Linked DNA regions of Homo sapiens: all the other regions are linked to region 2. Evidence: read pairs that join two places in POLR2A ChIA-PET (ENCODE). Cell type or tissue: A673. All regions are shown on one strand.

What was found. ChIA-PET counts read pairs that join two places held together with the same protein. Peaks named below come from ENCODE experiments on the same cell type or tissue, not always from the same donor. Only the 100,000 strongest peaks of a DNase experiment are listed, where the experiment ranks them.
Region 1: POLR2A ChIA-PET joins it to region 2 with 8 read pairs; 4 of 35 experiments call an interaction of 5 or more read pairs at or near these places.
Region 3: POLR2A ChIA-PET joins it to region 2 with 6 read pairs; 2 of 35 experiments call an interaction of 5 or more read pairs at or near these places.

Annotation. Positions count from the first base shown.
Region 1 is chr16:3,599,724-3,607,723 of GRCh38, reverse strand. It overlaps SLX4 (SLX4 structure-specific endonuclease subunit), which reads left to right. Exons shown (of 15, transcript NM_032444.4): 3 at 1,026-1,250; 4 at 5,417-5,606; 5 at 6,533-6,745. Among named protein-coding and RNA genes, the nearest start is that of SLX4, 7.9 kb to the left of the region's middle. In A673, no CTCF peak of the experiment used is centred here; no DNase peak of the experiment used is centred here.
Region 2 is chr16:3,693,271-3,701,270 of GRCh38, reverse strand. The region is part of intron 1 of TRAP1 (TNF receptor associated protein 1); the gene reads left to right. Among named protein-coding and RNA genes, the nearest start is that of TRAP1, 20 kb to the left of the region's middle. RefSeq lists an enhancer at 4,551-5,051. In A673, no CTCF peak of the experiment used is centred here; a DNase peak (open chromatin) is centred at 4,200; H3K27ac peaks cover 1,257 bases.
Region 3 is chr16:3,811,873-3,819,872 of GRCh38, reverse strand. The region is part of intron 2 of CREBBP (CREB binding lysine acetyltransferase); the gene reads left to right. Among named protein-coding and RNA genes, the nearest start is that of CREBBP, 65 kb to the left of the region's middle. In A673, no CTCF peak of the experiment used is centred here; no DNase peak of the experiment used is centred here.

The DNA of each region.
Region 1 (8,000 bases), 94 kb after region 2:
TTGTTATTGTTATTGATTTATTTACTTACTTAGTTTTTAGAGACAGGATCTTGGTCTCTCACCCAGGCTGGAGTGCAGTGGTGCTATCATAGCTTACTGCAGCCTTGACCTCCCAGGTTCAAGCAGTCCTCCCTGCCTCAGCCTCCCGAGTAGCTGGGACCACAGGCACCCACCACCGTGCCTGGATAATTTTTTAACTGTTTAAAGCAGTTTTCTTGCCCTGCTGCCCTTGGTATACTGAGCTATATGCTTACTACACATTCTTCATGCAAAACTGAAAACTACCCTTGCATATATAATACACCATGGGCTCTCTGAGCTCCTGAGTTCTGTTTCTAAATTTCCTTTGCCCTCACTTCCTGATCTTAATAACCTCTCAGTAGAGTGGTGGTAGAGTCTCAGGTCGCATAGACTACTGGAAGGCATCAGCAGTGTTGCCTCACCAACTTTACTGGTCTCTCGTGCTCTTTGCCAGTCGGATGAAATCTATGCATGGTTCCCCCAAAACACGTATCCATGCGCGTATCTGCAAAACTGGCACACAACTTCATGGGGTTCATGGATCCCCACTGAAGATCATCCGTGGATCCCAAGTTAAAGAAGAACTGATCTAGGACATAAACCTTTGTCATTAATATTTCTTTAATAATAGCTTTATTGGGGTATAATTGATATTCCATAAAATTCACCATTTAAAAGGGTATGGTTCAGTGGTTTTTAGTATATTCACAGACTTGTCCAACCACCACCACTACCTAACGTTAGAACAGTTTTATCATCCTAAAAATAAACCCCATGCTCATTAGCAGTCACATCCCATTCCCCTCCTGTTATTGATATTTATGTCTATATTGCCATAAACAAAGAGGTTACCAACAAGCAACCAGTCCTCTTCACATTTGTGAGTCAAACCTAAACTAGTTGATAAAGGACTCTTGAAACTTGCGTCTAACCTGTATCTGGTAGAAAAGTCTTTTATTTCTCCAGCTACAACAGATGGTTGTGAATATTTTCCTCCTTGCCAGAGAATGTGCCCAACAGCGACTCCCAGCCTCCTCCTTCCTGTTTGACAACAGCAGTGCCAAGTCCCTCCAAACCCCGCACAGCACAATTGGTCCTACAGCGAATGCAGCAGTTCAAGAGAGCAGACCCCGAGCGTTTGAGACACGCTTCAGAAGAGTGCTCCCTCGAGGCTGCGCGGGAAGAAAATGTCCCAAAGGATCCTCAAGAGGAGATGATGGCGGGGAATGGTATGATGAGTGTGTTTCTGTCTTCCACACAGAGATAAGTTAATACAACTCTGAGGAAGGGAGGCGGGAAGGAATCAGCATTTGTTGAGTTTCTTCTGTGGATAGGCTCTCTGCTTGATGTTTTACCTTTGCCACTTCACTGGATCCAGCCAGAGAATGAAGAGTCTCTGGGATCATTTCCCACCTAGCTTCCTTGATAAGGTACCGTTTTGTTTTTTTTTCTGAGACAGAGCCTTGCTCTGTCACCCAGGCTGGAGTGCAGTGACATGATCTCAGCTCACTGCAACCTCCGCCTCCCAGGTTCAAGCAATTATCTTGCCCCAGCCAGTGGGATTACAGACGTGTGCCACCACACCTGGCCAATTTTTGTATTTTTAGTAGAGACAGGGTTTCGCCAAGTTGGCCAGGCTGGTCTCGAACTCCTGACCTCAAGTGATCTGCCTACCTCAGCTCCCCAAAGTGCTGGGATTACAGGCGTGAACCATTGCACCTGGCCCTCTTCCTTTTTTTTTTTTTTTTTTTTTTTTGAGATGGAGTCTCGCTCCGTCACCCAGGCTGGAGTGCAGTGGCACGATATTAGCTCACTGCAAGCTCCACCTCCCAGGTTCACGCCATTCTCCTGCCTCAGCCTCCCGAGTAGCTGGGACTACAGGCTCCCACCACCACGCCTGGCTAATTTTTTGTATTTTTAGTAGAGACAAGGTTTCACCTTGTTAGCCAGGATGGTCTCGATCTCCTGACCTCGTGATCCACCCGCCTTGGCCTCCCAAAGTGCTGGGATTACAGGCGTGAGCCACTGTGCCTGGCCTCCTTTTTTTAAAAATTATGACTTTTTATTATGAAAGCTTTCCCTTTCAGTTTTTTCCTTTTAAAAAGATAACCCTCAGTATTCACAAAGAACTCTTCCTTTCAGAAAAGGTTTTTTTGTTGTTGTTGTTTTAATTACAATGAAGCCAGGCATGATGGCTCATGCCTATAATCCCAAAACTTTGGGAGGCCAAGGCAGGAGGACTACTTGAGGTCACAAGTTCGAGACCAGCCTGGACAACATAGTGAGACCCCCATCTCTACAAAAAAATTTTAGGGGCCAGGCGTGGTGGCTCACGCCTGTAATGCCAGCACTTTGGGAGGCCGAGGTGCGCAGATCACAAGGTCAGGAGATTGAGACCATCCTGGCTAACACAGTGAAACCCCATCTCTATGAAAAATACAAAAAATTAGCAAGGTATGGTGGTGGGTGCCTGTAGTCCCAGCTACTCGGGAGGCTGAGGCAGGAGAATGGCGTGAACCTGGGAGACAGAGCTTGCAGTGAGCCGAGATTGCACCACTGCACTCCAGCCTGGGCAACAGAGCAAGACTCTGACTCAAAAAAAAATTTTTTTTTAATTAGCTGGGCATGATGGTGCACAACTGTAGTCCCAGCTACTCGGGAGGCTGAGGTGGGAGGATTGCTTGAGCCCAGGACGTTGAGCTGCAGTGAGCTGTGATTGCATCATTGCACTCCAGGGCAACAGAGTGAGACCCTGTCTCAAAAAAAAAAAAAAAAAAATTACAATGAATCCCCTAATCCCCTATACCTCAATCTAGATTTAACAAATGTTAACATTTGGCCATTTGTTTATGTCTTTATAAATATACATTTTTTTTTTTTTTTGAGATGGAGTCTTGGTCTGTCTCCCAGGTTGGGGTGCAGTGGCGCAATCTCGGCTCACTGCAAACTCCACCTCCTGGGTTCAAGCCATTCTCCTGCCTCAGCTTCCAGGAAGCTGGGACTACAGGCATGCACCACCACGTCCAGCTAATTTTTGTATTTTTAGTAGAGTTGGGGTTTCACCATGCCGGCCAGGCTGTTCTGGAACTCCTGACCTTGTGATCTGTCCACCTCAGTCTCCCAAAGTGCTGGGATTACAGACGTGAGCCACCGTGCCTAGCCAAGCGTACATATTTTTCTTCCATATTATCTGAAGGTAAATTATAGACATTAGGATCCTTTACCCCTAGATTCTGCTGCATAACCACAATACCATTAGCACGCTTAATTCCATAATAGTGCCTGGCGTCCAGTTCAAACTCAAATTTCCCTGGTTGTCTCAAGGTTATTTTTTGTAGCTGGTTTCTTTTTTTTCTGAACAAGGATTCAGTAAGTTCACACACTGCATATTGCTGTAGCTCAGCAGTATCCTAAGGTCTAGATTCTAGAATAGTCCCCCATTTCCTTTTGTTTTCCATGACACTGACTTTTTTTTTTTTTTTTTTTGACAGAGGCTTGGCTAGAGTGCAGTGGCACAATCTCGGTTCACTGCAACCTCTGCCTCCCAGGTTCAAGCTATTCTCGTGCCTCGGCCTCCTGAGTAGCTGGGATTACAAGCACCCACCACCACACCCGGCTAATTTTTTTGTATTTTTACTAGAAATGGGGTTTCACCATGTTGCCCAGGCTGGTCTTGAACTCCTGAGCTCAGGGGATCTGCCCTCCTCAGCCTCCCAAAGTGCTAGGATTACAGGTGTGAACCACCACACCCAGCCCTATGACACTGAGTTTTTGAAGAGGCTAGGCTAATTGTATTATAAGATTTCCCACTTTCTGGATTTATTTCTTTATGGGATCGTTAACTCCTTCCTCTAACCATTGGGTTGCCCCACTCTGAGTAGATTAGAGGCTCATTGGCTGCAGGTGAGACAGGGTGGCGACAGTGCCCCATAGCTGCTGTGTACTTGGTGTGGCACCGGCCCAATAAGCGTAATAATGCCAGGTGCTCCTGTTCTCCATCCCCAAAACAATATGGATTCTCATCTCTGATGAAAATATACAAAAGGAAAAGAAATAGGAAGAAACCATTATCGGCAGACCTACAGCTAATAAGTATGCAGGATCTTGGCATTGCATTGCAGATTTCACTGCAGTAGCACGGAGGAGTCTCAGGCCACCCCAGGGTCCACAGCAGGCAGTGATTTGATGTCCTGCCGAGGCATCAGTCCTGGACGCACATGTGAGTTGCAGAGGAGGCACCCAGCTGGTGTGAGCTCCGCCCCTGCCCAGCATTTGACTCAGTTCTCTCTGTATCTTCACATCACACCCAGCAAGTGCTCAGAAAGAGATAAACCATTTGTTTGTTAAGAAACCAAACCAGGCTGGACGCGGTGGCTCACGCCTGTAATCCCAGCACTTTGGGGAGGCCAAGGCGGGCAGATCACCTGAGGTCAGGAATTCAGGACCACCCTGGCCAACATGGTGAAGCCCTGTCTCTACTAAAAATTAGCCAGGTGTGGTGGGCACCTGTAATCCCAGCTACTCAGGAGGCTGAGGCAGGAGAATCGCTTGGACCCGGGAGGCAGAGGTTGCAGTGAGCTGAGATCGCGTCGTTGCACTCCAGCCTGGCGACAGAGTGTGAGACTCCATCTCAAAAACAAACAAACAAACAAAACAGGGCACCAAAATGAAGGTGTGCTGTTTTGCTGGCCTCAGTGGCAGGCACTGGTAGGCCACAGCCATGAAGAACTTGGGGATTTATGAGGCGTTCAGGGCATATCCCTTGTGAGTGACAGGGGTCTGCTCCAGCAATATCAGATGGGCCACCCTGGGAGCCATCTCAAGACCAGAATCAGTCCATTCTTGAGTCTGATGCTAAGTAAGAGATGCTGCCTTTTAAACGCCAAAGGCATTTCACTCTGCCCTGGTTTTATCATGGGCAGTAAAAGGTCAGCAGGAAAGGGTGAGTTTTGAAGAGAACATCTAGCTTTGTTGGAATATGAGCCTTGTGAACTTGCAATGCCCGAGGTAGCCAACTTCAGCAGAAGTGGGAAAGTTTAGGTCCTTGCTACTCAGAGTGGTCCTGTGCTGCCAGCATCGCCAAGCCTGGAGGCTGCTAGAAATGCGGAGAGTCTCAGGCTGCACCTGGACCCCTTGAATTTGAATCTGAGTGTCGACAAGCTTCCCAGGTAATGCATATCCATGTTAAAGTTGGAGACGGCTGTTCCCGGAGTGCTGATTAGTGCCCAGTCTCACTGGACAGTGTCCAAGTCACCAGCCTGCAGAGTGGAGCTGGGTTCTGGTTTCTTTGCGTTCCACCTGCTCCCCATGGTCTGCAGGAGCTGACAGAGCAGAGGTCTGAGGGTGAGCTTGTCTTTGGAGTTTATTCTCACGGATCTTTGGTGCTTCTCCACAGTGTATGGGCTTGGGCCCCCTGCCCCAGAGAGCGACGCTGCGGTGGCCTTGACCCTGCAGCAGGAGTTTGCACGGGTAGGAGCATCGGCACATGATGATAGCCTGGAGGAAAAGGGTTTGTTCTTCTGCCAGATTTGTCAAAAGAACCTCTCAGCCATGAACGTGACCCGAAGGGAACAGCATGTGAACAGGTGGGGGCAGCTTGGGCCGTCGCCTCTCCCGTGTATGTGACCAGAATCCCCAAGCACCCCAGGGCTGGAGTGCGGATCTCCACACCTTACCATGACAACAGCACCTCAGCTTTGTTGTCAACCTACCCCTTTTTAAAAATAACTTCGTTGAGATACAATTCACAGAACATATAGTTCACCCATTTAAACTGAACAAATCACTACTTTTGGGATATTCACACAGTTGGGCAACTGTCACCACAATCACTTCTGGATTATTTTCATCACCCCCAAAAGAATCCCCACACCCATTGGCAGCCACTCCCTATTGCCCCTCTCTCCCCTGACAACCACTAATCAACATTCTGTCTGGATGGATTTGCCGATTCTGAAATTGCACAGTTGTCCTTTTGTGTCTGCCTTCTTTGACTTAATATGTTGTTTTTGAGGTTCATCCATGTTGTAGCATGGAGCAGGCTTCATTCCTTTTTATGGCTGAGCAGTATCTCATTGTATGGCTAGACTGTGTTTTTCCCATTCTTAGATGAGGAATATGACCATGGTTTATCCTTTCGTCCATTGGCGGACATTTGGAGCATTTCTACCCTTTGGGATTGTGGATAGAGCTGCCGTGAACATGGGTTTCATGTATTTGTTTGGGTACCTGCTTTCAGTTCTTTGGGGTCTCTACTTAGGAGTGGAATTTCTAAGTCATCATGTAACTGCATTTAATCTTTCCTTGCTTTCTTTAGCCAACTTTGCTGACAGATACCTAAGTGTAGTGTCTAGGGGCTGACTGCCGGGAGACGGAGCCAGGCTGTGTAGAGGGGATTGGCTTTGGGGAACTTGCTTTGACCACAGCACGTCTGTGTTGACCTGGACCCACATTTGCTCCAATCCACATTCCTGGGGAGGGTGGTTCTCCTGTATTGACTGTTTTCCTTCAGGTGCTTGGATGAAGCTGAAAAGACACTAAGACCTTCTGTGCCTCAGATCCCTGAGTGCCCGATTTGTGGGAAACCGTTTCTTACCTTAAAGAGCAGAACCAGTCACTTGAAGCAGTGTGCTGTGAAGATGGAGGTTGGCCCCCAGCTCCTGCTTCAGGCTGTGCGGCTGCAGACAGCACAGCCTGAGGGTAGCAGCAGCCCACCCATGTTCAGGTAAGTCGACGAAAAGGAAGAAAACCAAGCCAAATAATGCTGTGTGCACTCAGGGCTTTTTCTATTTAAAAAAGCTTTTTATGGGCTGGACGCAGTAGTTCACACCTGTAATCGCAGCACTTTGGGAGGCCAAGGTGGGCAGATCACCTTAGATCAGGAGTTCGATACCAGCCTGGCCGACATGGTACAATCTCGTCTCTACTAAAAATACAAAAATTAGCATGGTGGCACATGCCTGTAGTCCCAGCTACTTGGGAGGCTGAGGCAGGAGAATCACTTGAACCCAGAAGGTAGAGGTTGCAGTGAGCCAAGATCGTACCACTGCACTCCAGCCTGGACAGAGTGAGATCCTGTCTCCAAAAAAAAAAAAAAAAAAAAAAAAAAAAAGCTTTTTATAGTGTTGGAGGGAAAAAGAGCCCTCTTTGATTCTGGAAATGAAACACTTAGGGCGGAAATCGGGCACAGTCTAGAAGGGAGTGAGGAGGGGACAGAATCTGCATTCTGGAAGGCTCTGGACCTGCCCCTTTAGGGGGGTGCAGAAATGATCTTCGCACTGTTTTCCTCAAGGTCCTTCCTGAGTTTCCAATCCCATGATCCCACAGTCGGTACCCTCTAGTGCAGGGGTCCCCAACCCCCCAGCCTCGGACCAGTACCGGTCTGTGGCCTGTTAGGAACCTGGCCACACAGCAGGAGGTGAGCAGCGGGCAGGCAAGCTTTACTGCCTGAGCTCCGCCTCCTGTCAGATCAGTGGTGGCATTAGACTCACAGGAACACAAACCCTGTTGTGAGCCGCACATGCATGGAATCTAGGTTGAGCTCTCCTTATGAAAATCTAAAGCCTGATGATCTGAGGTGGAATGCTTTGATGCTGAAACCATTCCCCTACTCCTGTCCCATGGAAAAATTGTCTTCCATGAAACCAGTTCCTGGTACCAAAAAGGTTGGGGACTACTGCTTTACCACATCTAAGAATTTGGTAGTCACTTTACTCCATCCATTTCGTTGTTGGACAGCATGGTTTCCACCTCAGCACAGTCCAGTTTTCACACTGTTAACATAAGATTACTCAGCACAGTTCACAGATTTGGTGATTGGCCAGGCACGGTAGCTTACACCTGTAATCTCAATACTTTGGGAGGCCAGGGCGGAAGGATCACTTGAGCCCAGGAGTTCAAGGCCAGCCTGGACTACATAGCAAGACCCATCACTACAAAAAATTAAAAAATTAGCTGGCTGTGGTGCTGCACACCTGTAG
Region 2 (8,000 bases):
CAAATACACACTTGTGATTACATTTTCCTGATGAATTGTTTGTTGTAGTATTCTGAAATATCCTTCTTTTTTCCTAATAATATTTTTTATTTTGAAATGTATTTTACTTGATATTAATAGAGCCACTCCAGCTTTCTTAAACACACTTTTTGGATGGTATGTATTTTTCCATTCATTTGTCTTAAGTGTATCTTTTTCTTTATGTTTAAAGTGTCTTGTAGATAGCATGTAATTAGGTCTTCCTTTACCAATTCTGACAATCCTTGCCTTATAATTAGAGTTCAGTCTGTTAATGTAAGAGTAAATATCGATGTGGCTGGATTTATTGCTACCATTTTATTATTTGCCTTTTATTTGTCCTTTTGGATTTTTTCCCTGTTTTTCCTTTCCTTATCAATGAAATGTATTTGAGATTTCCATTGTGGTTTATCTAATGCTTTTTAAAGCTATTCTTCTTTGAATTATTATTTTAGTGGTTACTCTGGTGTTTGAAATATGCACCCTTGGCCAGGTGCGGTGGCTCACTTCTGTAATCCCACCACTTTGGGAGGCTGAGGCAGGAGGATCCCTTGAGCCCCAGAGTTTGAGACCAGCCTGGGCAACATGGAGAAACCCCATCTCTACTAAAAATATAAAAATTAGCCTGGCGTGGTGATGTGCATCTGTAGTCCCAGCTACTCGGGCGGCTGAGGCCCGAGAATGGCTTGAACTGGGAGGCGGAGTTTGCAGTGAGCCGAGATTGTGCCAGTGCACTCCAGCCTGGGCAACAGAGTGAGACTGCATCTCAAACAAACAAACAAAAAAGTCTGGGCGTGGTGGCTCACACCTGTAATCCTAGCACTTTGGGAGGCCGATGTGGGCGGATCACCTGAGGTCAGGAGTTAGAGAGCAGCCTGACCAACATGGAGAAACCCCGTCTCTACAAAAAATGCAAAATTAGCCAGGCGTGGTGGCACATGCCTGTAATCTCAGCTACTCGGGAGGCTGAGGCAGGAGAATCGCTTGAACCCGGGAGGAGGAGGATGGGGTGAGCTGAGATCGCGCCATTGCACTCCAGCCTGGGCAACAAGAGGGAAACTCCATCTCAAAAAAAAAAGTTTGTAAAGAGTAGCTTTTGTGATAGATACTTTGGCATACCAAGAAATATGGATGTTCCTGTCTTCAAAGAGTGTTACTGAGAAATACAAGCTTTTTCCTGCCCTAATTTGGTGAGATAAATTATACATTAACCAAAAAATTAACAGTGGGAAATGTCATATGCTGGCATATAGCAGCAGTTTCAAATGAGCAGCACAGGCTGGGCGTGGTGGCTCAGACCTGTAATCCCAGCAGCTTTGGGAGGCTAAGGTAGGAAGATTGCTTGAGACCAGGAGCTTAAGACCAGCCTGGTCAACATGGAAACACCCTATCTCTAGGAAAAAAAAAAAAAAAAGAATTTAGTCCTGTGTGATGGTGCTTACCTGCAGTCCCAGCTGTTCAGGAGAGTAAAGCAGGAAGGTCCCTTGAGCCCAGGAGTTCAAGACTGCAGTGAGCCATGACTGTACCACTGCACTCCAGCCTGGGTGACAGAGCAATCTCTTTTCTAAGAAAGAAAGAAATAGTAAATACATGAATAAATCTTTTTTTTTTTTTTTTTTTTTTGAGACGGAGTTTCACTCTTGTCACCCAGGCTGCTGGAGTGCAATGGCACAATCTCGGCTCACCGCAACCTCTGCCTCGTGGGTTCAAGTGATTCTCCTGCCTCAGCCTCCCGAGTAGCGGGGATTACAGGCACCCAGTGCTAATTTTGTATTTTTAGTAGAGATGGGGTTTCACCCTGTTGGTCACGCTGGTCTTGAACTCCTGACCTCAGGTGATCCACCCGCCTCGGCCTCCCAAAGTGCTGGGATTATGGTGTGAGCCACTGCGCCTGGCCAGTATAAAATTTTTTTAAATGGGCAGCATAAAAAGTTAAGTGCAGTGAACTCATAGGAAGAGATTATTGTGAACTGCTGGGGCCAGGGAGGCCTGAATGGGAGAGAGGGCCTGCAGCCAGGCCCTGCAGCAACTCGGATGGGAAGGAGTCCCAGCTACTGAGACTGCAGCTGCAGAGTGGAGGAGCTGCATGGGCACTGGCAGTAGTGGGTAGGGATGTGGGGGGTGGAAGGGGAGGGGTGTGTGGTGTCACATTCAAACTATCAGTGCTTCCCATTTTGTGCGACCCCAAACCACCAGATAGTTTAACAGTAAGATCTTGTAGCCTGACATTGAGGTTTGTGGTTTTTCCTTTAGGGTGTAGGAGAAACACAAAGACGGAAATTGTACAGCTAGCGTGTTTGGTATCTGGTTCAGGCAGATTTATTCCTCTAATGGTTTATTTTTTTTTTAATTTTTAATTTTTTTTTTGAGACAGGGCCTGGCTGCATCTCCCACCCTGAAATGCAGTGGCGTGATCTTGGCTCACTGCAACCTCTGCCTTGCAGGCTCAAGTGATCCTCCCAAGTAGCTGAGACTACAGGCATGCACCACCACACCTGGCTGTTTTTTTGTAGAGATGGGGTTTTGCCATGTTACCCAGGCTAATTTCAAACTCCTGAGCTGAAGCGACCCCCCGGCCTTGGCCTCCCAAAGTGCTGGGATTACAGGCATGAGCCACTGCACCTGAGTTAGTGATTAAAAGTTGTTGTAGAAGCCGGGCGCGGTGGCTCACGCCTGTAATCCCAGCACTTTGGGAGGCTGAGGCGGGCAGATCACGAGGTCAGGAGATCAAGACCATCCTGGCTAACACGGTGAAACCCCATCTCTACTAAAAATACAAAAAATTAGCCGGGCATGGTGGCGGGCGCCTGTAGTCTTGGGAGGCTGAGGCAGGAGAATGGCATGAATCCGGGAGGCGGAGCTTGCAGTGAGCCGAGATGGCGCCCTGCACTGCAGCCTGGGCAACAGAGTGAGACTCTAAAAAAAAAAAAAAAAGTTGTTGTGGAAAGTTTACATAACCTGAAATCAAATCTGCTTTTAAGAATGCTGTCAATTCAATTAATGTAATCTTGGCGTTATGATACTAAGTCTTGCAATTCTGGCTGGAAATATAGATTTCTTATTTTTTTCTTTTTCCCAATTGTGAGGACTTCTATATACTCCTCCCATAATGAATATTATATTAAATCCTTTCAAAAATATAGGCTGGGTGTAGTGGTTTGTGCCTGTAATCCCAGCACTTTGGGAGACTGAGGCAGACGGATCACGAGGTCAGGAGTTCGAGACCATCCTGGCCAACATGGTGAAACCCTGTCTCTACTTAAAAAAGAAAAACAAAAAAACAAAAAAACACAAAAGTTAGCCGGGCATGGTGGTGCACACCTGCAATCCCAGCTACTTGGGAGGCTGAGGCAGGAGAATTGCTTGAACCTGGGAGGCAGAGGTTGCAGTGAGCCGAGATCACGCCATTTCACTCCAGCTCTGGGCAACAGAGCAAGACCTTCTCGAGGAAAAAAAAAAAAAATTCTGCATATTAATTGGGGAAAAACCAAAAAGACTAGAAAAATGAAACATGGGGAAATCATGTTTAATCTTAGAGTGAGGAAGGCTTTTACAACCAAAAGACTAATTTCCTTTTTTTTTTTTTTTTGAGACAGAGTCTTGCTCTGTTGCCCAGGGTGGAGTGCAGTGGCGCCATCTCAGCTCGCTGCAAACTCCGTCTCCCGGGTTCATGCCATTCTCCTGCCTCAGCCTCCCAAGTAGCTGGGACTACAGGCGCCCACCACTACGCCTGGCTAATTTTTTGTATTTTTAGTAGAGACGGGGTTTCACCGTGTTAGCCAGGATGGTCTCAATCTCCTGACCTCGTGATCCTCCCGCCTCGGCCTCCCAAAGTGCTGGGATTACAGGTGTGAGCCACCGCTCCTGGCGACTAATTTCCTTAATATATAAAAAGCTCTTACAAATCAATAAGAAGAAGATTTAAAATGTAGTAGAAAAATTATCAGAGGATACCAACAGTCCCTTAACAAAAAAGGAAATAGGAAATATTTAAAAATACGGGACAGTGCTCAGTTTTGCTTATAATAAGAGAAATGTAAGTGAAAACTGCAGTGAAAATTTTATCTGACCAATAGGCAAAGATCCAAGAGTTTCATCTCAACACTGACTTGGCAGGAATGTAGGATGATATGCACTTTAGTACATTGCTGTGGGAACGTAAACTGATAGGATCTCTGTGGAGTGTGACTTGGCAGTATCTACCACTGCTTCAAATACATAACCTTAGGCTGGGCGTGGTGTCTTACGGCTCTAATCCCAGCGCTTGGGAGGCAGAGGCCGGGGGATCACTTGAGCTCAGGAGTTTGAGACCAGCCTGGGCAACATGGTGAATCCCTGTCTCTACAGAAAACACAAAAATTAGCCGGGTATGGTGGCATGAGCCTGTAGTCTCAGCTACTCGGAAGGTTGAGGTGGGAGGATCACTTGAATCCGGAGGGTTGAGGCTGCTGTGAGCCAAGATCACTCTACTGCACTTCAGCCTGGGCGACAGAGTGAGACCCAGTCAAAAAAAAAAAGAAAAAAAAAATTAGCTAGGAGTGGTAATACACGGCCTATAGTCCCAGCTACTCAGGAGGCTGAGGTGGGAGGATCACCTGAGCCCGGGAAGGTCGAGGCTGCAGTGAGCTGTGATTGTGCCATTGTGATCCAGCCTGGGCAACAGAGTGAGACCCTGTCTCAAAATAGTAGTAACTTACACCAGCCAGTTATTGCTGTGGTGTTTCCTGATGGTGTGCTTTCTGTTTTCTGCCATTCCTTGTGTTTATTCATTGGAATTCTGCTGTGATGAAGAGCTGCTGCTCCTCCTCTGTTTAAGTGTGCACCGATGTTTGCTTGATTTGCCGGGTCACAGCTTACAATCCATTATTGTCGTTCGTTATTTTGCCGCACAGATTGTCCTAGATTCTGCCACTGGGAGCCCTTCTGGCTGGGCTGTGTGTTCTCCTGACACACCCCGTCCTTTCTCGTCCTTCTGCACACCACTGGGTGTCCTAGGCTCCTCTGTGTGCTCCGCAGGGATCTCTGGTTCCTGTTTTTGGAGAGAGGTATTCACAAACCAAGATCTGGCTGCCAGGTAGGGTGACCAGCCGTCCTAGTTTGCCAGGACAAAGGCTTTCCCTGGGACGTGGGACTTTAGAGTGCTGAAACTGGAACAGCTTTTGGACTTTGCTCTCTGTAGCCTAAGTGGGGGGTCATCGCGCCTGGGCCCTGTCACGCGTCAGTGGACAGAGCTGGGAAATGTGTGTGTGTAAATGTTCCGGTATTGATTTCTGCATCCAGTCTGTACACATGGCAAAGGTTGTGAGCCTGTACTGATGCCTGTACCTCCAGTGCCGCCCCGCAGGGTTTATTCCTGCCCCTTCCTTATCAGTGACTTTTCTTCAACTGTGAGGACCCCAACTCAGTAGCCACAATCAGCTTTTCCGCTTGATCTTGGCACATGCGTAAATCGGGCTCAGACCTGCTGACTCCGCAGGGGACACATCTCCTGCCCGAGCCTGGTGATGGTGTGCTGTCCTCTGAGGTTAGTTTTACAGTAACAGTCAAAGTGCTATTTTCTGAAGTCTCTTAGGTTAGTTCTTCTTTCAGAGTGGTGATGTCATCGTCACAGCTCTGCATATTTGCTGTTTGTATTTCATTTTGTGTTCATGTGCGCCCTGTTTTGTTTTCACGGTTTCTTTTTCTTTTTCTTTTTCTTTTCTTTTTTTTTTTTTTTCGAGACAGAGTCTCACTCTGTCGCCAAGTCTGGAGTACAGTGGTGCGACCTCGGCTCACTGCAACCTCCACCTCCTGTGTTCGAGCAGTCCTTCCACCTCGGCCTCCCGAGTAGCTGATAACTAGAAGTGCGCCACCACGTCTGGCTAAGTAATGGTTTGTTTTTTGAGTATGAGAAACCTGACCATGGTTCTAAGAGAGACATACGAAAAGATGTATGTGGAAGTGTCATGTTCCCTCAGCTCTGCCAGCCCTCTCCCCTTCCCGCTTTCTTTGCATTCTCTGTACATATGCTGGTTGGGGGTTGAATTGTGTCTCCCCACGAAAGATGTTGAAGTCCCAGCTCTCAGTACCTGTGAATGTGACCATATTTGGAAATAGGGTCTTTGCAGGTGATCAAGTTAAGATGAGTTCACTTGGGTGGGCCCTAATCCAGTATGACTGTGTCCTTATAAAATGGGGACATTTGAACAGACAGACATGTGTAGAGGGAGAAGGGCAGACGTCCTGAAGGGAAGACACAGGGAGAAGATGACCACCCACAAGCCAAGCAACGCCAGAGGCTGCAGAGGCTGGAAGAGGCGCAAACAGACCCTCCCTCCCAGCCTCAGGAGGAACCAGCCCTAGTGGCACCTTGATCTTGGACTTCTTGCTTCCAGGACTGTGAGAGAATAAGTGTCTGTTACTGTAAGCTACCGGGTTTGTGCCACGGGGAGTTTAATACACACCTCCTGTAGGTAACCAAGCTGTGGGGTTTGAAGGCCGGGTACAGTGGCTCATACCTGTCATCCTAGTGCTTTAAGAGGCCAAAGTGGGAGGATTACTTGAGTCCAGGAGTTCAAGACCAGGCTGGGCAACAAAGAGAAACCTTGTCTCTATTTTTATTCTTTTTTAAAAAGAGGCCAGGTATGGTGGCTCACGTCTGTAATCCCAGCACTTTGGGAGGCCAAGGTGGGCAGATCACTTGAGGTCAGGAGTTGGAGACCAGCCTGGCCAACATGGTGAAACCATGTCTCTTTTAAAAATAAAAGCCAGGCATGGTGGTGCGTGCCTGTAATCCCAGCTACTAGGGAGGCTGAGGCAGGAGAATCGCCTGAACCCAGGAGGCAGAGGTTGCAGTGAGCTGAGATCATGCCCCTGCACTCCAGCCTGGATGACAGAGCGAGACTCTGTCTCAAAAAAAAAAAGAGAAAGATACGTTCGCGTCCTCATCCCTGGTACTTGTGAGTGTGAGCTTATTTGGGTCATTTCAGATGTATCAGGTTGTGATGAGGTCACACTGCATGGGGGTGGGGCCTAACTCCAGTATTCCTGGTATCCGTATAAGAAGAGGGAAATCTGGACACAGCCAGGACTCACATAGAGAAGAGCTTGCCATGTGACAAGAGACAGAGCCTGGAGGGTCTGCAAAGCATGAAACACCAAGGATGCCGGCTACTGCCAGAAGCTGGGGAGAGGTGCGGGATGGACTCTCCCTCGGCACCTCCAGTGGGAAGCACCGCTGCCCAGAACCTGGGACCTTTTTTTTTTTTTTTTTGAGACAGAGTCTCGCTGTCTCACCCAGCCTGAAGTGCAGAAGTGCGGTAGTGTGATCTTGGCTCACTACAGCCTCAACATCCTGGGCTCAAGTGATCTTCCCACCTCAGCCTCACAAGTAGCTGGGACTACAGGTGCACACCACTACACCTGGCTAGTTTTTGTGTTTTTTGCAGAGATGGAGTCTCACTTTCTTGCCCAGGCTGGTCTTAAACCCCTGGGCTCAAGCGATTCTCCTGCCTTGGCCTCCCAAAGTGCTGGGATTACAGGTGTGAGGTTGTGTGCCTGGCTCAGAACTGTGGACCTTTTTGAAACTGCCTAGTTTGTGGTGCTGTGTTTCAGTAGTCCTAGGAAACAAAATACACAGTCACATCAGTTTCTGGTTTATCCTTTTTGTGTTTCTTTTACACAAATGGTGAGAAACACTGATATGCTCTGTGGGCAGGTGTTGGCACTTGGACACTTCCCTCCTGTGCCCCCAGGGCTGGCTGTGCTTTGGAAGGAGGCACAGAGACTTCAGCACCCTGGTTTGATGTAGACTGTTCGCGAACTCCTCTAATGCCAAATACCATTTAATTCCAGAAGAAATGTCCCGGGATTTTTTTTTTTTTTTTAACTGTACGAATAAAGTGAACAATGCAATTACATGGGCCCAAATAACTGGATGTTTACATGGTTTGGAATTTGAATACTTTCTGAATTGTGGTAGATGTTTTTAAGGTATCTGCATA
Region 3 (8,000 bases), 120 kb before region 2:
TTTTTCGTGGGAGTGTTCTTTCATGTTCAGTTCTTCTATGTTTTGGTTTAAATTTTAACCCAAGAATGTTAGGCTAGGGTATTTTAATCATATGTCATTATTGCTTATGATTTAAGTTTGAAATAAACACCCTGAGTTTATTGTTCTTAAAGCTAAAAAACAATGTAGAATGAAAACTGGAAACGCTTATGATTTACCAGGACAATTAGAAAATAATGGCCTTTTCAGAGTATTTCTACAAATAGCAAATGCACAAGATTGTTGTTGTCACAGTGTTTTTCTGAAAATGTCCCATAATCCAAATGCCAGTAATCCCAGCCGGCCTCTCCCTATCGTCCTACATGTTGGAACCACTCTCCACCATTACACGTTCTCTGTAAAGCATTCCTTTATTTCATTACTGTTTAAGCATGGTCAGGAAAGAAATCATATGTAGTGTAGAATGATTGCTCCCAAAGCTGTCTCTCACCTCCTCACCCCTAGTACTCACTGTCGCAGCTGCTCATCTTAGTGCTTCGCATATAGGAACTTGTTTAGTTCTCACGCAACCCTTAGAGGAGGTGCTGTGATCTCCATTTTACAGATGATAAAACCAAGGTGCAGAGAGGTTTAAGTAAATCCCTAGCAAGTGGTGGAGTCGCCATTCAGATATCCCCAGAGCCCACATAGTTGACCGCAATGGCATGTTGCCTCTATGGATGAAATTGTATTTGTGGCTGTGTTCCAATAAGAAAAATTTGGTTTTTTCAGAAAGAGGCATTGGGCTGCCTTTGGCCCACAGGCCGCACTTTGCCACCCTGTTTTCATAGACAGATCCTGTCTCTGTCCCGGCTACTGGCGTGAGGCCGGTGAACTTGAAGGAGACAGAGTTGCGTTAAGCGGGGAGGTGATGAGCCCCCGTGCAAGGGTGAAGCCTCTAGTGGGGGCTGTGGGGAGCGTCTGCTGAGTTCTCAGGCTGATTTAGTGTGTCCCTGCCCTTTCCGGGGGGCCCCTTCCTCACCTATAAAGTGGTAGGTTTTAGCTAGTCTTATTTCTCCACTTGTCTTTGCAAAGCTTATTACTGAACATCATATTTTGGTTCCTTTTTGTGTGTTTTTGACCAGCATCAGTGACACCCCCCAAAGCCCACTTCCTCTGAGTGGTCTGCTGTGTATTGTGGCTTGAGGCGTGTCTTGAGGTGTGAGGAAAACTGCTGAAGTAGTCAGCTGCTGCAAAAATGGACTTAGTGGGCTCCTCGGAACCACCTTAAGGCCAGGTGCGGTGGCTCACGCCTGTAATCCCAGCCCTTTGGGAGGCCAAGGCAGGCGGATCACTTGAGGTTAGGAGTTTGAGACCAGCCTGGCCAACGTGGTCTTTAGTAAAGATGGGGAAACCCCATCTCTACTAAAAATACAAAAATTAGCCAGGCGTGGTGGCACGCGCCTGTAGTCCCAGCTACTCAGGAGGCTGAGACGGGAGAATCGCTTGAACCAGGGAGGCAGAGGTTGCAGTGAGCTGGGACGGTGCCACTACACTCCAGCCTGGGCAACAAGAGTGAGACTCCATCTCAAAAAAAAAAAAAAAAAAAAAGAAAAGAAAACCTAAACATCAAACTCGGCACTTGTTGCACTGAGAGTTTCTGATGGCCTGGCCGACTCTAGGTCAAGTTCTGCGTCGCAGTGCCATTTCTGGCCGTCCTCCTCCCCGGCCCCCCATTGGTCACATGGTGGCCCCCTCAGGTGCATACTCATAAGTGGTTATGGTCAACCCCTTCTTGTGAGTGTGCACTTCAAAATGACGTTTGGAGATGAAAACTGGGGGAGTTTGTTTGTCGGAGTGGTTGTTCTTATGAGTGGTTGATGTCTCTGGAAGTGGACTATTTGCAAAGGCTCCCATACATGGCTCAGGGTTGTGTGAGATGAGGAACCAGCTTGCCCTTCCCTGAAAATGAGGGGCATGGAGGAAGTTTCCTTCCTCCAAGGACAGGTATTCTTAATCTTTAGGAGATCTTAGAGTGACCCTCAGAAATGAACATCACACAAAATTGTGAACTGGTGCCCACCCAAATGCTCCCTCCCCTGCCCCCATGGACTGCCTGGCCCATTGCCTCCCCCCAGTGGAGTTTGGCCTGCAAAGAACGTGTTTCTCTGACCTTTTCGACAGAAGAGCCAGAAAATGGATGCTTGGCTTGCTACTATTGTAGAAACCTGTTCTGGGGAAATACTTCTATTTTGATGATTTCTTCTATAACCTTTCAGTCTAAACCCCTTTTCAATATCAGGAGTTTTTCTGATGATATTGAAGGACTTGACTTGACTTTTCTCTCTCCTTAAACCCTTAATTAGTTTTTGGATTTCCATTTACTAACTTTTTTACGAGACTAGATCTCACTTGAGAGAAGGGGGAGTTAGGTGAGTAGTAGAGAGATTCTCCTGGTTAGTGAGTGGAGAGAATCTTTCTGGTCTTTCTGAGCCTGGAGCTTGTTTTCTTACTAATGTTTTGATAGCTGTCATATCATTACAAGTAGAAAATGATAGTATTTGTCCCACACACTGAGGTAAACAGAGGAGGCTGTTGGCAGCCAGAAGTGACCATGGAGGCTGATGGGTCAGTAATTCTGTGTGCAAGTGGAAAGCTCTGGGTAAGGGCATGAGTGGGGCCTTGTACCAAAGTCAGGGTTTTCCTGGCCCAAAGATGTAGCACAGAGGACCCATTTTATAGCCAGACTGGACTTGTGTATCTGCTGTGATCACACACACCCGTTTCACCATTCTGAAAACCAACTCCGAAGGCCTGTTCTCGTTCTGCCCGACTTTTCAGCATGGGAAAGTAGCTGTCCACTCCTGTCCACTCCAACTGGTAGCTGAGATCCTTGTTTGGAAGTTTTGAAGATAGAAAGGGCACTGTTCCTGCTGCCTCTTCCGATGCCCCCTCCAGCCATTGCTGACCCTCTTTGTGCCTTGACTTTGGTCACTTGTTCGTGGTTCTTTGACCACCTCCTTCCTGGCTCTATTCCTAGGGGCTGCGTGGCATGGTGGTGCTTTGGCGTGTTCATTCATTTGGGTCCTTCCGCTGCATCCCTGGTATGTTGCAGGGGATGCAGAGAATGTTCCAGGAAGGTGAGAAGTTTTATCCTAGTTTTGTGACCAAAACAGGTTCAGGATAGATTATTACAAACATTTATGTGACAGATAATCCTCTAGAGCCGTGTGGTACTTTGTACTTTCCGTGGTACCCATGTCTGCTGGAGTAGATGGACAGTCACAGTCTGCCTTTTCCCTCCTCTTTGTTGATCATGGTCACTCACCTACTTGCCAGACAGTTCAGACCCGCAGCCACAGGATTTAATGGATGGGCTAGGCTCAGCACCAGGATTTGCTGCAGGTGCCTCTTTGTATTGTTCTTGGGTTTTGAGCTGAACTTAAAGAGGAATTTCCTCATCAGAGCTCACACTGCAGTCATGTTAAGGCTAATCCAGTTTCACCCCCATTCTTTCTTGGGGGCAGTGGTTGGAGTTGGGGAAACCTCAGGATCTGGCTTCAATATTTTTCTTATCATACACAGGGACTATGCATTACATATTTTTACTCTCTGAGTGAAGTGATAGAAAACAGAAGTAGGTTCTCAAACAGTTAATTGATTGATACGCTTGGTCACAATGCTTTTTAATGGGAAACCTGGGAGAGCTGTGAGGCATTGTTTAATTTAGTTTCATTATGGAAGCTCTTGTTCTTTTTTTGGGTACTTACTATAGTTAACTTTTCCTATTTTCTGAGATTAAACTTGAATTAAATGCTTAAAGGAGTTCTGTTAGGAAGAACAGAGTAAAAGAAACTTCTAATATGTATGGGCTGTTGTTGAATGAGGCAGAATATAAATACTTTATGGGTTTTAATTTGTTAATATATAAATTTTACTATTAACTGAACAGTTGCCTATTCTCTGTTCTGCTTTTTTAATTTTATTTAAAAGAGTGTATGGAATACAAAAAAAAAGAATGAATAAGACTTTGTATTTGCTAGCACAACAGGGTGACTATTCAAAAATAATTTAATTCTACATTTTTAAATAACTGAAAGACTGTAATTGGATTGTTTATAACACAAAGGATAAATGCTTGAGGTGACGGACACCCCATTTAACCTGGGTGTGATTATTACACAGTGCATGCCTGTAAAAAAAACTCATGTAACCCATAAATATATATACCTACTATGTACCTCCCAAAATTAAAAATGAAAAAACTTTTTAAAAGATTATATAGAGGTTCTCTAGCAGCATTAAACCAAATCCTGATGAACCTCCATTGAAAATAAAGCCAGCTTTACAAAAAAAAAAAAAAATTTTTTTTTTTTTTTTTTTTGAGATGGAGTCTCCCCTCTGTCATCCAGGCTGGAGTGCAGTGGCAAGATCTCAGCTCACTGCATTTTCTGCCTCCCGGGTTCAAGCAGTTTATTCTGGCTCATCGTGGGATTATACGCACGCACCACCATGCCTAGCTAATTTTTGTATTTTTAGTAGAGATGGAGTTTCACCATGTTGGCCAGGCTGGTCTCGAACTGCTGACCTTAAGTGATCCGCCTGCCTTAGCCTCCCAAAGTGCTGGAATTACAGGCATGAGCACCCAGCCTACCAAACTATTATCAAGTACCTGTTGGGACGTTTAAAGAAATGTAGATTTTCATTAATTAGCGTTAGACATCTTGATTTTAGTATTTCATTTTGGGCATTGGTCCTAAGAAGTATATGTTAGCCTAGGGTGGGGGACCACAGTGCTCAGTTTGATTAATGGAGAATAGATATATACTAGGAATTCAGAAATCTAGAATCTCTAGAAGCAAATGGTTTTTATTCATAACTGCAGGCTAGGACCAGTGCATGGCTCTTGAGTTCTGCCAGGAGGTGGTTTGGCACCAGGAGGTAGCCTTGCCTGGGCAATGAGCAGTGATACCCTGTGAGAGAGCTGACCTCTTTAGCCTGGTTATTAACTTTCTCTGATAAGGAGAGGCTGGGGCTGGCCCTGGTGCCAGAGATTTGAACCCTAACCTCCTGCATGTAGCCTGGGTTTTGTTTTTATCATAGGCTAAAGACGGGAATTTTTTCCCCTATTTTTGAGAATTGTGTAGATCCCTATGAGCTGGACGTTCCTTACATACCGTTCATGATCTTTGACTTGCCATCTTTTTTACCTTGTGAGAATCAAGGTAAAAACTTGTTGAGACTGTTTCCTTCACTCTCTTATCTGATGGCCAAGAAGAAAAGGTACAAACACGTTTTTGATGAAATCTGTCAGAGCGCTTCCAAACACTGGGTTACCCTTTGAAATTGACCAGTTATGGCCAGGCGTGGTGGCTTATACCTGTAATCCCAACACCTGGGGAGGCTTGAGGTGTATGGATCACTTGAGGCCAGGAGTTTGAGGCCAGCGTGGCCAACATGGTAAAACCCTGTCTCTACTAAAAAATACAAAAATTTGCTGGGTGTGGTGGTGCATGCCTGTGAACTCAACTACTTGGGAGGCTGAGACACGAGAATTGCTTGAATCTGGGAGGCGGAGGTTGCAGGGAGCTGAAATCATGCCACTGCATTCCAGCCTAGGCAACAGAACGAGACTCTGTCTCAAACACACACACACACACACACACACACACACACACACACACACACACACACACACAGAACGAGACTCTGTCTCAAACACACACACACACACACACACACACACACACTAAACAACATTGACCAGTTAGAAAAGGGCCCCAGGCCAGGCAAGTATTACCCATCTGATCACACACTCATACTCACCCTGGCAGGGCTATCTTAGGAAAATTGTCAAAATATCTGGGAAGTTTTGGAAATAAACTTTCTGAAGCAAGTCAGGTGAACTTTGAGGTCCACAGAGCACACTGGCCTCTTGGTACTTAGGTCCCCTCTTCTCTGGAGCCAGGGTGCCTGGGCATTTGGTGTGGAAGGAAGATGGTTACCTGTTCCCTTCCCCACCCCTTCAGCTGTCACCCACTTTGGTTTGTCAATGCTGGGCCTAATTAATTAGAAACTTCCAAAAGACGTTGATTTTTTGTTTGTTTGTTTGTCAAATTGGTTGACATAAGGTGTGAGCTCCGTGACAAGTGGGAAATGCATCTACGCAGCCTCAGAACTGGGCTTGGCTCATACCAGGCACTTGGTGAATACCAGTTGACTTCGAGGATGAATTGATCGAGGGAAAATGAGTGTGGGTGTTCTGTCATATTTTGTCCGAAGTCAGAAATTTAGGAACTGGGGGAAAAAAAACTATATTTTTTGTTGTTGTTCGTGTTGTTGTATTCAAATTCTAGGCTTCTAAGAACAATGTTTCAGCGGTTTGGTTATATGTAATAAGACAAATTCTGAGAGTAGTAAGTGTTCCATGGAATTAATTTAGTATAGTGGTTTCTGAAAATATAAATTCCTGCTTCAATTAAGTTTCAGATGACAGTTGAAGGAAGCTTCTTGCAAATCAGAAATGTGCTTAATATTTATCGAGCTACCATCTTGCCTAGATTAAGTCATTTGAACTCGAAATTGAGTCTGGTTTGTGGACTTGCAGAAGAATTAGTGTCTCAGTTCACTTAAGTAGAGCACCTAGTGGTGACAAGAATGTGATTGCTTTCCAAAAGGTGAGAAATGTCACCTAGGAGGACTACATGGGGAAGGAAATCACCTGCGTATGAAATGCACAGAGCTAGAACTTTCTGGTTATACTCCTTTGGTTTTTATTTGTGTTTCTGTACAGGCATTTCAGCAGAAAGGGCCAGTTGTGTTGAGTGTTGATTTGTTTGTAGCCTAGACTTTTAGAGCTGAAAGAAATAATACGATCCATCTTGTTCAAGACACTCATCTTACAGGCGAGGAGTTTGAAGTCCATAGAAGGAATGTTAAGTTACCCAGAGTGGACATGCTGGCGTGGCAGTCACCAGGTGAGGCTGATGGAGAGAACTGAGCTATGATTTCTTAACTGGAAACTCACCCCTGGGAGGTTTTCCCTATGCGGGGACCTTCCCAGTCCATCAAACTGACCACTACTCCAGAAATACAGAACACACAATAGACAGAAGGTGGAATATTAGAGCTTTGCAAAAAAGCAAAGACAGGCAGCCCAAGCATCCAGTTTCTTAATTAGTCGTTGTTTCTCCACAGGGAGAAAGATAAGCACTGGGATATTGCCATGGCAATTCCTGAATTGACCTGTGGAGGCTGGAGCTGGGGGTCATCAGGGAACTTGGCCCACATCTGTTGATGGAAGGAATTCCAGTTGGTTGCAGGCCCTCACGGAAGCATAGCTGAGGGTTCCTCTTTCCCATTCCTGCCTTTATCTAGTATATATTTGATTTCAGTGCACTTTAATTTTATAAAAAACTTTATTATGGAAAATTTTAGGCCGGGCGCAGTGGCTCACACCTGTAATCCCAGTACATTGGGAGGCCAAGGTGGGCGGATCACCTGAGGTCAGGAGTTCAAGACCAGCTTGGCCAACATGATGAAACTTTGTCTCTACTAAAAATACAAAAATTAGCTGGGTGTGATGGCACGAGCCCATAATCCCAGCTACTCAGGAGGCTGAGGCAGGAGAATTGCTTGAACCTGGGAGAGGGAGGTTTCAGTGAGCCGAGATCACGCCACTGCACTCCAGCCTGGGTGACAGAGTGACACACTCTCAAAAAATATAAATAAATACATAAATTTTACACCTGTACAGTGGTAGAGAGGATACTATAACCTCTCTGTACCCATCGCCTACTGCTTGGTTAGTGATTATCAGTACCTTACCAGGCTCTCTCCATCTATGCCCTTTTCCTGCCACCTCCTCCTGCCCAGTGGATTAGAGGTGACCCTTAAGCAACTCAGGGGTTAAGGGTGCTGACCCTGCCAGTCGAAAATCTGCTTGTAACCTTTTGACTCCATAAAAGTTTAACTACTACTAATCCCCTGCTGTTGATCAGAAGCCTTACCAATAGCATACACATTTGCTTAACACAAATTTC